Linked DNA regions of Homo sapiens: region 1 is linked to region 2. A link is a contact called in ENCODE Hi-C or POLR2A ChIA-PET data. All regions are on one chromosome and are shown on one strand. The core of a region is the stretch at or near the end of the contact, and the rest is flanking DNA. Distances in the headings are between cores, read along the strand shown.

Region 1 (6,790 bases), core at 1,149-3,648, 59 kb before region 2:
TCTCCATGATAAAACCAGTGCGTACTCATTATAAACATTTTGGGAGTGTCAAAAAAAATAGAAAGAAAAAAATTGACCTTTGAGTTATTTCTCAGTGCAGCTACTATGCACCATTTTGTCTTTTTCCTTTAAGTTTTTTTTTCTTCCCTTCTAAATGCTTGGGTTGTTTGGTTTACATAATTATCAGTATAGTGTAAATAAAACTTAGTACCACTTTTCACTTACTTTGTAACATGTAACTTTTTTTTTTTACATGCTATAAGGTCTCTAAAATTTACATTTCATGATTATAATCCACTCATTGAATATACCACACTTAATATAAACAAGGCTTTAGAGTTGGATATTTAGTTGTTTTGTACTTTTCACACCTGATCAATAACATTTTGATGAAAATGTGCTTCAAGTTTTTCTAAAAATTCAAATAATTTATATAAGATGATTTTCCAGGAGTGCTGCTACTAAATGAAAGATCACATGTACTTTTCAGCTCTTCTGTCATAAAACCAATTTAAGTGTTTTGTTTTGTTTTGTTTTTGTTTTAGAGTACCAACAATTTGTCTGGTTATCTGCTAGGCTGACTCAAGAATCTTCATTCTAGTGAGATCGCTAAAAACAATATGAAATATCATAAAGTGCTGGTGATGAGGAATATTAGGAACCTGCGTCACGTATCATGATGAATCAGACTTTCTGCATCACGTATCGTGATGATTCATGACTTTCAGAGCTGGAAGGACCCTCAGAAAAGCATCCAGTCTTGGCCCAAAGCTGCAGATGGGCAAAGCATTTTACAGCAGGCAGCAAAGGCCAGGACAAAGCATGTATTGAGTAAATGGCAGAGCAGTTTTCAGATCTCTAAAATCATCACCTCTTGGTCATTTCTAGCATAAAAGTTCTATGGTACCAAGACTAGTCCTCTGGCTCTATCTGCTTAGACCTGGAATTCTTAGCATTTGATACAGCCCCATTTACAGGAGTATGGCACACTCCCTCAAATAAGTCAATCAATTCAGAGACAGTGTTCCGTCAGAATTTCCAATGGGAAGAGTTTGGTTTGCACCATGTTTGATAGGTTTGTTTTCCCACATATCCCACTCCCAATGTACCAAAAAATGTATCTACCTAGTCAACAAATACTTCTCCCTCTTCATGCTTTCCAAGCCTTTCTTGGGGAGATCACAGCCTCCCTCTATTCACTTCTTAGTAATCCAATCATAGTATCCCAATTATGACCAATAAGATATGAGGGGGAAACCTGCTGGGAAGCTGTTGGGAATACTTTTGTTCATAAAAAATTGTTACATGGAAAAGATATCTTCTTTTGCTGAATATTTTTGTGTCTGCACGTGGTGTCCAGAACTGCAGCAGCAACCTTGTGATCCAGAAGACAGTTAGGAAAATCTGTTGGGATTTCGTAGTAGAATAATGGGGGAAAAAACTGAGTTTCAAATGATGTCTTTGAGTTGATAAATTATATCTGAAGCCTCCCTACACCTCTTGTTATGTGGCAGAATTATTCCTCATTGTTTAAATGAGTTGATATTAAGCTTTCAATTATTTAAATCTCAAAGCATCTTTACTGCTATAGTATATGTGAATGATATCCTCAATCATGGGGCCAGCTCATCTAGATTGCCAGGGTACTGCATTAACAGCTTCTACTTTGGACAGGTGTGTGTTAAAAAATGCTCAGCTTTGCTCTCATCGCCTCAAGGAAATCTTTCTCATCCTCTGCCTAACCTTCAACTCCATTTGGTTTGGATGTTTCTCCTCTGAGCTTTCATAATAACCTCTTTGGTTTTATTGTATTAATGTTGTTTCTGTCTTCCCACTAAGCTTTGAGTTCTTTAAGGACAGCAACTGTTTTAGTCATCTCAGTAGCTCCACTCTTAGAATTCAAAATGGAAAACAAAATAAGTAAGTTATTCACCAGATTGCTGTGACTCTTTTCATTAAGGTATTAAGTGGTGTGTATGTGTGTGTGTGTGTGTGTGTGCGCGTATGGACATCCACATATGTGTTCATATCATTTTTATTAGAATTTGGTACCTTTACTCACTCATATGCCTGCTGTATTTTCTTTTCCTATCTCATTCACATAAGGCAGCATCTCTCATAAATGTAAACCAAACCTAGTTGACATGAAACTCCTATGCCCCCAAGGAAGACTTAAAACTGCTTGGAGTATCTTTTCTTGCTGGAAGGACAATTTGAAGAGTGTGTGGGTCATTGAAAGCAGGAGAGGGATGCCTGTTCATTCTGCTGAAAGACTTCTCATTATGCTACTGGCCACAAGGTGTCCATCTCTCAGTAGGAAGAATGCATAGCTTCTGGAGAGTGTGTCTTCCACCACCCCCAGCTCAAGGGACTTTGAGAAGTTGTTTAAGGATTGTGTAGGTGGCTTGAGACTCTATCCAAAGGAATAGGAATGTGTGATCTATAATAGTTACTCAATGACTAAGCTACAAGCATCACAAGGCCTGCAGATGACTAATAATTATTCTCATTCTACAGGGTATGGTTTGCAAAACAAAGTAAGCAAGGCCTCTGCTCTTTTGTCCTGTGAGTCATTCCTGTAAAATGAGTACCCTGGGCTCCAGTGGTAAGGTGCAGAGAGTACCAGGAATACTAGCTGGTATTTTCCACTTTTCTCCCTGCCTGCTCTATCCACCTATCTCCCCTACAGTCGCAGTCCTTTTGGGGCCACACTTCCCCTTGAAAGCCTTGAGGGGAGGCTGTGCTGTGCTGGGGTTAAGAATCCGACTTTGACTTCTAACATAGAGGCTCACATCTGGACTCCCTCATTCCCAGATGTGTGGCTTGGGCAAAAGACTTAGCTTCTCTGAGCTCCAGTGGTTCTCATTCTTAGGTGGAGATAATGAAGTAAGTTATAGAATTGTTATGGAAACTAATGGATATAAAGTGCTTAGTATACTGCCTTGGTGCAGACTAAGAGCCCAAGAAATGGTAATTATTATTAAGATTAGCTAAAAGTTTTCCTCAGGCTGTCTGCAAAGAGTGAAATAGCTGTACAATTTAGGGACTTTTTTAAAAAAAAAAACTTCTCTAATCTTTTGTTTACTCATCTTAAAAACCAATTATAATAATCTTTACCTTGCAGTTTTGTAGGCGAAGTACAGCAGGACATGGCAAAGTGTATGGCATAATGTAGTTCCTTTACACATACATATTTTTTCTTTTTTCTTTTCATGGTGGATGGAAGATTCCTTTGGTGTGTTCAAATTCCTAAAGTAGCTCTTTCAGGCCTTTATGGTAGAAGGTGTTAGTTCTTCAGCACTAACCCCAGAAGACTGGTTTCCTAACACTGGCATATACACTGATGCTGGGTATTTATCTGCCTTGGAAGATAAAAGGGGTTTGGGGTTTCTGAAAATGGCAGAGGCCTGGGCACTGTTGACATGTATTACCCTGGATAGGGTGTGGCCAGGTGCAAACCCACAGAGGCCAGACCCTGGGCAGTACAATTTAGAAGTAACATAGACAAGGTGATGTCTACAGGGCTCATTCCCAAATGTTCTGGGCCAGGAACTATGATGGTGTGCTTATTTAAGTGTAGAGAGGAGGAGGAGCCCCTCACTAATGACATCCACTGGGCTTCCTGCCATTCTTCCCACTGTGGGCTCACAGATGAACTTTACTCGATTTCGACTAATAAATGATGTGGCATTTTTTGGATGCTAATGTGGAATAAGTTCAAATTGAGTATATCTATAAGCAACAAGTAAGGTAGGGCCTACTCAGAAAGGCTTAATAAATGATAGCTAATATTATTCTTATTCTCTCTCAAAGAGAGATAGGGTTTCAGGCACAAAACTTGAGTGTGGATTTTGGAGTCAGAAGCAAGAATATCATTGTTGGCTCCATCAGTTACTGTCTTTGTTCTCTTAGGCAAGTCGTTAAACCCTCCCTTTGCTCATCTATATGGTTCAGATGTTAAGAGTCTCTTTCACAGAGTGTGGTTGGTCATAAGAGTTAAATGATGGAATCAAGTCTAGCTTGTATAATTGATTGATAGTTGTTATTATTAACACTACCATGATTGTATAGTAGCTGTTGAGGGAAGCTTTGTGCTTTTCACATTACAGTTCCTGAAGATCAGTGTAGAAAGGTAAGAGTTCAAGACCATCAATTCCAACTCTATTGTGCTTATTAACATTCACTCTAGAGGATTCTGGGATGCTTTACAGTGAATATGTAGGCTTAGAAAAACATCTTTTGATAATAGCCATGCATTTTCATGTTGATGGTCCTGACATTAAAAGCTCTGCATGGTTGGAAATGACCAAGGACAAAGGTAGGGTGATAGGATATTTTGAAAAACTTTCAAGGCAATAGTTTTTTCTTTGGGAGTAGTGTTAGAGTGGAAAAAAAAGAGTAAAAATTTTGGGAACATGGAAATATTGCAATTTCATCTATAATGCCCTTTGGAGATATAAATTAACTTTATTCTTTTAGCAAAATAAATCATTTGTCATAAACTTTTTTTTTTCCCTTTAAAGATCTAAAGACCTGGTGTGGGATGAAGAGAGAAACCTCTAAACATTTGGAGGATGTTTTTCTTTACTGCTTTTCGGAAGTTATTGAGAGTAAAAACAAATCTTCTTTAAAATCACCTGCCACATTTTGTTTTGGGAGACTCTTCGTCCTGGATTTAGTGCAGACTAATATTACACCTCTTTTTTTGTTTTCTTTACAGTTCAATTCAATTCAGTATATTTTATTTCCATTTAATTCAGTGTAGCTTAATTAATTTATTATCATTGACTATGTGTTTGTACCTAGTCTTAACCAAATGGGGAAAGAAAAGAAACAAGTGGCAGAACCTCATATTTCCCTGGGAATTCTGAGTGCTTATGTAAACCAAGAGAACCTCAGTTACAAGTGGGTAACACTGAGGTTCTCTCAGTTTACATAAACACTCAGAATGCCCAGGGAAAACCCTACAAATGCAGGTGGGAAGGGCCCAAGTGCATAATTCTGCCATTCTTACTCCACTTGATATTCTCATTTATTCTCTAATAGGTTTTCAAAGAAAGAGAAAATTGAAGGCCTAGAAGAAAATTGAGTGTCATGGAAAAATGTTGCAATCTATTTTTAAGTGAAAGCAGTCAGGTTGTAGATCTATATATATAGTATGATCCAAATTTTGTATGTGTGAAGGAGAATAGTAAACATAACTTATTCTATCTTCTCAGATTTGACTCCAGTGCCCAAACTAAACAATAAGTGCCCAAATCTTCTCATTTTCTAAAATGATGTGCTAAGCCATCAATTAAGCATTTGCAAGGAAGACATCACAGAGCTGGTTGTCTCAGCATCAGCTCATCACCCACCTCAATATAAAGGATGCTGAGAATTGATAGGAGATTGGATATCTGGGAAAATGACCTGGGGAGAATTACTGGAGGCAAATACTTCCTTCTCACTTCAGTATAAGCAAAGTGTCCCAGTCAGCTATCACCATAATAATGCTGTGTAACAATCTCATAATCTTATTGTTATTAAAATAAACATTTATTTTCATGAAGTTGCAGGCAGGCTGCAGTTTGGAAGATCTAAGCTGAGCTCCTCTTGGCAGCTCTATTTCAGACTGTGGTTTTGTCAGTCTTGTTCCTAGATGCAGATTGGGTTTCAGTCTGTTCCCTGTGTCTTGTTTTTCTGCAACCAGTGGTTGCCCAGGACATGGTGGGATAAATACAAGAATTAGCTGAAAGATGTAGTGTCTCTTAAGATCTTGGCTCAGAATTGGCACAGTGTTGCTTCTTTCTGTAATTGATTAGCCAAAACAAGTCAGATGGCTTGCTCTACATCAATGAGACTGGAAAAATAAACTCTACCATGTGGGGAAGATGTATTTACTAAACAACAATTTGCCAAAGAAAACTAACTGTAGAACTTAATATGTTTCTGTTGGTATTTGGGGAACATAAGCACCAGTAGCTGATCTTGGATTGAAAATGTTTATAGAGGACTATGTTGAGAAGTTATGATAGTTGCAGAATTTAGTTAGCCTAAGATTTATGTGTGTTCCTGGTATGCCAGGAGTGAACTTTATGGAAGGGAGCTAGTTATAGGCTGCACTGTAAAAGTTTTCTAAGAGGATGCTACCTGGAGAGATGAAGTGACCAAATGAGATAATGTGTAAGTAGAAAGGAAGGCAGGGCCTGAAAGACTGTTGTGCATGACCAGCTACTGCAAGCACTGAAGCAGCAGGAATTGGTTCTTCTTTATCAAGAAATATTTATAAATTTAAAGAGTATCTTTATTGGATGCTCTTTATAATTGAGTATCCATTAGGGCTCAATCAGAGAAGCAGAACCACTATGAGTAGGAATTAGATCTTACACTGTTATGGGAGCTGGTGGGAATGTCATGCAAGACTAGTGGTCTGTGTCTGATGTTGAGCCTGAAGTCACTATAGGTCACCCAAGCCAGCAGCTGAGAGGGGAGATGGACAGGTATTTGGGAGAACAAGGGAAACCCATGAGAGGTACTGGATTCCACCATAACAAGCTGAAGCATTTGTCTGTCTCCCACTGCCTCCAAACTTAATGGGGAAACAGGTACTCTTCACATGGAGTTGCACATATACCTGACCCAGGGCTTGAAGAAGCTGAAGGAAGAGATCCAGGGAGAGCTAGAGGAGCTACAAGCTCGGGAGCTGCCCCAAAGTAGCAACACACTCTAAGAGCTGTAAGCCCAGGTCCTGCCCCACACAGCAATGCAATGTAGGAGCTGTAAGCCTAGGTGCTGCCCCATACCAGCA
Region 2 (6,778 bases), core at 634-3,133:
ACTCAACATGGAGACGATGAGGATGAAGACCTTTATGATGATCCACTTCCACTTAGTAAATAGTAAACATTTTTTCTTTATGATTTTCTTAATAATATTTTCTTTTCTCTAGTTTACTTTATTATAAGGATACAGTATATTAATACATATAACATACAAAATATGTGTTAATGGACTGTTTATGTTATTGACAAGGCTTCTGGTTAATAGAAGGCTATTAGTATTTAAGTCTTTGGGGAGACAAAATTTGCATGTGGATGCTGGACTGTGCAGGGTTTTGGAGTCAGTGCCCCTAACCTCCATGTTGTTCAAGGACCAACTATATCTACTATTTGTTGGAGCCCCTGTCCCACTTGTCCTTGTCATGCATTACCTCATTTGTCCTTCTCTGTTGAATGTTCCATAATTGCACCCTATCAAGCATGGATGTTACATACTAAGTTATCTTTTGGGAATCAGTGTCAACATAAAAAAAGAAAGAAATGTCAATGTCAAGAAAAAAAAAAAAAGGAAAAATCAGCTTGTCCCCAGTATATGTTAGCTTGGAAGCACAAAACTCCATTTGATATTTTCAGTGGGATGTCATGGTGGCGGCGGTCTGCCAATATTGGCATTTGAGCTTCCTATTTCTACCCTAGAAGTGGAGATGGAAATCAAACCAAACCAGCAGGCTAGTGTAGCATAGGACAGTGTCATTCACCATTTAGTAAACAATCAAGTACTTATTGTAAATATGGAACTTGCACTGGGGATTGGTCTGGAGCAGATGGGGACAAGCGGAAGCAACAGAGTGATTGTAATGATTACAGGGAGGGTTACAGAGGCAAGGGCCTGGGCATTTTTTGAGGAAGGAATCATTGGAAGTCATCTGTTCACTTGGTCTTTAGGAGATCTGAGCTCAAAAGGTGGTTAGAATTTCTAGTAATGAATAGCCCATTGCCAAACACCTCTTTAGGCACACTGGACACCTCAATATCTCCAAAGATATTTTTTCATAATTTATTCATTTTATTCATGCTGTGACCTCCTCCTGAAATGGCTTACTTCATAATCTGTTTCTCTGAGTCTTTCAGGGCCCAACAAAAAAATTAAAAAAACTTATATCAGGGGTTTCATCTTCTCTGATTTCTAAGAAAGCAAATTGCATAGTGCAGGGCAGGAGACAAAGGCGCTGGCTTCAGACAGATAACGTTGTGAGCCCAGGCTCAGATGTTTTATATGCTGACATGATAGTTAACTTTCCTTAGTCTCAATTATCTCTTCTGTAATATGGGGATGACGGTGATAATAATATCTTTTAGGGTGATGGCCAGGATTAGAGAGGTACTTCTAGTAGCTGCCATATAATGGGACATTGATAATTGATAGGTATTTATGGGACATTGATAATTGATAGCTCTTTTGTATCAGTGCCGCAGTCCAGCATAATTTCATTCCTCAGGATTCCTTTAATGGCATCATATAAGTTGCAGTCATTGTAACTTTTACTAGACTGACCTTGCTTCCTGATTTCTAGTCTCTATCTTAAGTCATAGCTGTAGTTACATCTATATGTATCTTAATGTCCCAAGTTCCTAGATGGCAGAGATTAGCTTTAACAGGTATTGTGCAAAGGTACCCAATAAATGAATGCCAAACAAAATAAAAAAAAGAGAAATATCTTTAAGTGATTTTTAGCTCTACTGGTTTTGTAGTTTTATAAGGTTTTAGCAGATAAATTAAAGCTTATTTTTATGATTTTTAATTTTGCTTCTATAGAGCACTTCTAATAGATTCTTTTCCATGACATCATTTTTTTAATATGCACAAACATCACCTCATTTGATCTCCTTGGTTCCTCTACAAGGCAGATATTATTGGTATTTCCTGATTATAGTTCGTGAACTGAGGCGCCAAGAGGCAACAGAACTTCCCAGTCATAGCATGGTGTACCGGGAAGCAGGCATGAGAGCTGATGTCTGTGCTCTGCCCTCTCTCCTGAGCTGGGCTGACTCCCTCGAGAAAGTCCTAAGAGATAATGGATGTGAAAATCCTCTATAGACTCTAGAGTGGAATATGAATGTAGGGGATTATTGCTATTATTTCTAGGGCAGGCAAGCTATAACCTCTTGTGGAACCATTTATCAACCAGGAAATCCTGTTGCTGTTCATTGAATTGTACCCCTGTGACCCAAAAGATAATGTATTTCCCAATGTAGTTAACTTAATACTATTGGCTGACCTGTACCTTCAACTGAGCTGGGTGAGTAATATTTAAATGCGGAGCCTGACAGCTCATAACCCACGGCGGCTTACTCCCCCTGTGGCAAGCTGCTGAGCCAGGGAGGGAAGAACTGTGGAATGCGGGGATGAATAAGGAGAGAGGGATGGTGTTCCTCCAAAAACAACCCATGGCTTAGATTTGTTTTTGATAGTTTGATGAAAGGAACATGTTTGTTCCTTTTGGTTATCAAGAGTGCTCCTTGGGCTACCTCCCACAGATACCCTTGGATTGTCAATTTCAGCTGCTCTCACACTGGGTCAGAACCATTCCATGTTGATTTAAAAACCCAGTGGGGGATCCTCTGACTGGCATTTGATATCATGGTTCAACAGCCTGCTGGATCCTCCATATGCCTGCAAAAAGGAAAATGCTTGCTGGACACTTCTGCAGGCCAGAGGCAGTGGGAGGGGAAGGGAGAGTTTTTTCTGCTTTAATCTCTTAAATACAGAGCTGAAAGTACAATTGAGTCATACAATTAAGAGTATGTTTAAAATAGAAGGGAGTTTAGACATCAATGCAAAGACCCTAATTTTATAGACAAGGAAATGGAGACTCAGAAGGGTGAGCAATTTGCCACACAACTTGATGCCTAAATTCACCAAATTTAAATGAATGATTCATCTAAATCAGTTAGATGAGACATTTCTTATTCCCAGTTTCCAATTCTTTTTGCTCTATCATGCTGCCAACTACTAAGGGTGACATCTGCCCAAGCCCATGTAAAAGTGACCAAAAAGGGCAGTCCTTGGAGAATTATTTTCTCTTTTGTGTTCTAATAACCATCAATCAATCAATGAACAGACATGAGCTTTACTCTGCACCTGACACAGAGCTTGGAGCTGTAAAGGGGAACCTAAGATCTTCTCAGTGAAGTGACAACTTCAAGTCATGCTAAGATAAACTAGGCATGGTGACTCATGCCTGTAATCCCAGCACTTTGGGAGGCCAAGGCAGGTGGATCACTTGAGGCCAGGAGTTCGAGACCAGCCTGGCCAACAAGGTGAAACTCTGTCTCTAGTAAAAATACAAAAATTAGCCAGGCATGGTGGCAGGTGCCTGTAATCACAGCTGTTCAGGAGGCTGAGGCAGGAGAATTGCTTGAACCCGGGAGATGGAGGATGCAGTGAGCCAAGATCACACCACTGCATTCTAGCCTGAGTGACAGAGTGAGATTCTGTCTTAAAAAAATGATAAAAAAATGAAAAACATATTAAGAGAGTGACCAACTACCAGTATAATTGTTGAATAATGGGTGGAACACACTATATTATTTGGGTATTAATTTAGGCCATTGCTTCTCATGTTTTTCAAGGTTGATACAAAACCAAAAAGAGTGCTTTGTTTCTGGACCTTTGGGTAGAGAGGGCAATAACTAATCATGACTGATTCTCTGTGGGTTCTGAACCAAGTAAAAAATAGCCCCAGGAACCAGATAATAATTCTAAGGAAGCCAGTTTTATTGCCAGCAAAGCTGCAGTTGGACAGTTGAACTTGGCACCACGGCTGAAATGGACCACGTTACCCAATGCAGGACCTGGAAAAAGCATATCCCACGGGGGCAGGATGCAGAAGACAGCTCACATGTGACCCTGATGAAGACAAAGGTGGGAATTAGAGAAGACACAGAGTTTGGGCTCCAGAAAGGGAGAGGGAAAGAAGAAAGGAAGAGATGTGTTGTCCTGTCCTAGTAAGACAAGCCTCACCTCCTCGTGAGAAGTGGAAAGGACAAGGAGAGGATGAACATTCCTATTGCAATGGCCAAGGAAGGATCATGCAGAGAGGAAGAAATGTTCTCCTATAACTTTAAGAAACAAGAGTGAGTGCAAGCAAAATGCAGACACAAAACTACTGAGTAGGTTGTGGAATCTATGCTGCAGAGATGGAGAGAGGATATAGGATCCTCCATTTTTGTTTTCTATTTTAACTTTATTCTTGCCTGTGGTAAAATACATATAATAGAAAATGTACCATCTTGACGCTTTTTTAGTGTACAGTTGACTAGGATAAAGTATATTTCCGTTGTTGTGCAACCAATCTCCAGAACTTTTTCATCGTGCAAAAGTGAAACTCTGTATTTATTAAACACTAACTCCTCATTCCTCATTTTCCTTAGCCCTGGTAACTATCAGGTCTCTATGAATTTGACCACTCTATGTACCTCTTATAAGTGTAATCACACAGTATTTGTTTTTTGGTGACTGGCTTATTTCACTTAGCATAATGTCCTCAAGTTTCATACATTTTTTAGCGCGTGTCAGAATTTTCTTCTTATTTGAGGTGGAATAAAACCACATTGCATGAATAGGCCACATTTGGTTAATCCATTCATCCATCAGTGGACATGTGGGTTGCTTCCACCTTTTGGCCATTGTGAGTAACACTGTTAGAAATGTGGGAACATAGGTATACAAATATCTCTTCAGATCCTGCTTCCAATTATCTTGCATATACACCCAGAAATTGAACTGTTGGATCAAGTCCCCGCAATTTTGACAAAAAAGCTTGATGTTCTCAAAAGATTAAGTAGAATTTGGGGACCAGAAATCTACAGGTTTGCAGAGTAAGAATGGATGTGCTCTGCTTTCCCAGGGGATGAGCGACCAGGTTTTATTTATTTATTTATTTATTTTTGAGACAAGGTCTCACTCTGTCGCCCAGGCTGGAGAGCAGTGACATGATCTCGGCTCACTGCAACCTCTGCCTCCTGGGTTCAAGTGATTCTTGTGCCTCAGCCTCCCGAGTAGCTGGGAATGCAGGCGCATACCACCATGCTCAGCTAATTTTTGTGTTTTTAGTAGAGATGGGGTTTCACCATTTTGGTCAGGCTGGTCTCAAACTCTGAGCTCAAAGGATCCACCCACCTCTGCCTCCCAAAGTGCTGGAATTACAGGCATGAACCACCATGCCGGCTGTGACAAGGTTTTAAATAGCAGTAAGGAAGGGTTAGGGAGGCAGTATGGTCCTTACTATGGAGTAGCCTCCAGAGGTTATGAAAAGAGCCTGTGGCCTTGGCTGGTATGAGAGTAGGAGGGAGAAGGATTCCTGCCTCTCTTCAGATGGCAAGGGATGAGAATGTGGTGAGGACTCAAATTTGTACCCAGGAGTGTGTTTTGTTTTTAATTCTTATTCAAAGTAGGGTATACATTTGCTTGCAAGTGAAGGGTAGGGATATAGGATGTAAAATATCTTTTGTTTAACACAAAGAAAGGAGGGGCCCAGGATGGTTCTAAACATTCCACAATGCACAGGATACCCCTACAGCAAGACTGAAAAAGTGGGATTTGTTATGTTTTCTGCTGAAGGTAAAACCTATTTTCCTTTTTACAAAGACCTGCTAAGATGCCTATTCCTGTCTTATTTTATTGATTAGGCATGTGAGAGGTGGCTGTCCTGAATGATTTAACTGACTGCCCAGAGATTTAGTGCTAAGATCAGGTGTCCTGACTCCTAAGATTATTTCCTGTTGTTCAGATAAAAAGAGGTCACTGAGGATCAAAGTTACCAATAAAGAAGGAGAAAGAATGAGTATGTATTCTGTGCTCGCTGTTCTGGGTGAGCACTGTTCTGGGACCAGCTCTTTACTGCAGTTTGGTAAATTGAAATTCAGAAAACCAAATAGCCTGTGAAAGATCCCGTTTGAACTCAGGCATATATTCAACTTGGCTCTCATCTTTAAAACTCACTGCTCCTTTTTAGAAAATGAGTGATTAAAAATTAATTCAAAAGCTTCAATAATAAGACAGCAATATCTAGACACTCCAGTCTTCTATTTATTCACTGAAAGTAGTATTTTGAGCGCCTACTCTGTATCACATGCTGTGCTACGGGCTGAAGGTACACTGGTCCTCTAGACACACTCTCAGATCAGTTGAGCAGGGTGAGTCAGGTTACTAAAATGCCATTGTCTTACACTCCAAATATCCCATAGACACTGTGTGTGTGTGATTGTGTGTGTGTGTGTGTGATTGTGTGTGTGTGTGTGTGTAAGAGAGCTCCCTCATGTTTTGATGACTGAGCACTGTTTGCTTCTTTACTTCAGCTGTTTACCTGCAACCTCTTGATCTCAGGCATTTTGACATGAGTCTGTGAGGATGATCAAGGGACAATTCTGAGTGCAGCACCATATTAGGCAACAGAGTTGCTGTGGCTCGACAAAACTTGTGTGCTTGTGTCCCTTCCCTGAAACCAAGTGCTTTCCCTTAGGGGAATAGGGGAGTGAAAAAGAAAACAAATACTGTTTCTTTTCTTTACTCATTACACTTTACTTCTGGTCACCAAAATGTGTAGGTTTTTTCTCACCCACATTAAGGAATTCTCTTCTCCTCAATGGGCACTGACTGTGTCCTAATTTAACTCAGTTCTGATTCTGTCTCTAGATAGCATCAGATTCCACCAAAAGGGGTAAGCTTCACAAGACTGCACCCCATTTCAGACGCCAATCTCAAGTGGTGGAGCCCCAGGTTATCCACAGCTCCTGTTTAACTTGGCTATGAATGAAACTAAAATATTGCACCC

What was found. A loop is a pair of places that touch in the nucleus more often than their neighbours do. ChIA-PET counts read pairs that join two places held with the same protein, here RNA polymerase II (POLR2A). Pooled maps may share reads with other maps.
Region 1: a map of HCT116 shows a loop between it and region 2 (2.7-fold over the local background). The contact joins two enhancer-like sites. A Hi-C loop is called at or near these places in 2 of 168 maps with a recorded cell type or tissue (HCT116 and sigmoid colon) and 2 of 50 pooled maps. POLR2A ChIA-PET finds 5 or more read pairs at or near these places in 3 of 52 experiments (AG04449, H1 and PC-9).

What each region holds. Positions count from the first base shown.
Region 1 is chr4:13,905,038-13,911,827 of GRCh38, forward strand. The region is part of intron 3 of LINC01182 (long intergenic non-protein coding RNA 1182); the gene reads left to right. All of the region lies in intron 3 of LOC107986182 (a long non-coding RNA gene), which reads left to right. Among named protein-coding and RNA genes, the nearest start is that of LINC01085, 200 kb to the right of the region's middle. RefSeq lists enhancers at 35-1,234, 1,929-3,128. Within about 2 kb of position 2,399, at least 7 of the 41 ENCODE cell types and tissues checked have a DNase peak (open chromatin) inside an H3K27ac peak, as active enhancers do.
Region 2 is chr4:13,964,393-13,971,170 of GRCh38, forward strand. No RefSeq gene overlaps it. Among named protein-coding and RNA genes, the nearest start is that of LINC01085, 140 kb to the right of the region's middle. Within about 2 kb of position 1,884, at least 2 of the 41 ENCODE cell types and tissues checked have a DNase peak (open chromatin) inside an H3K27ac peak, as active enhancers do.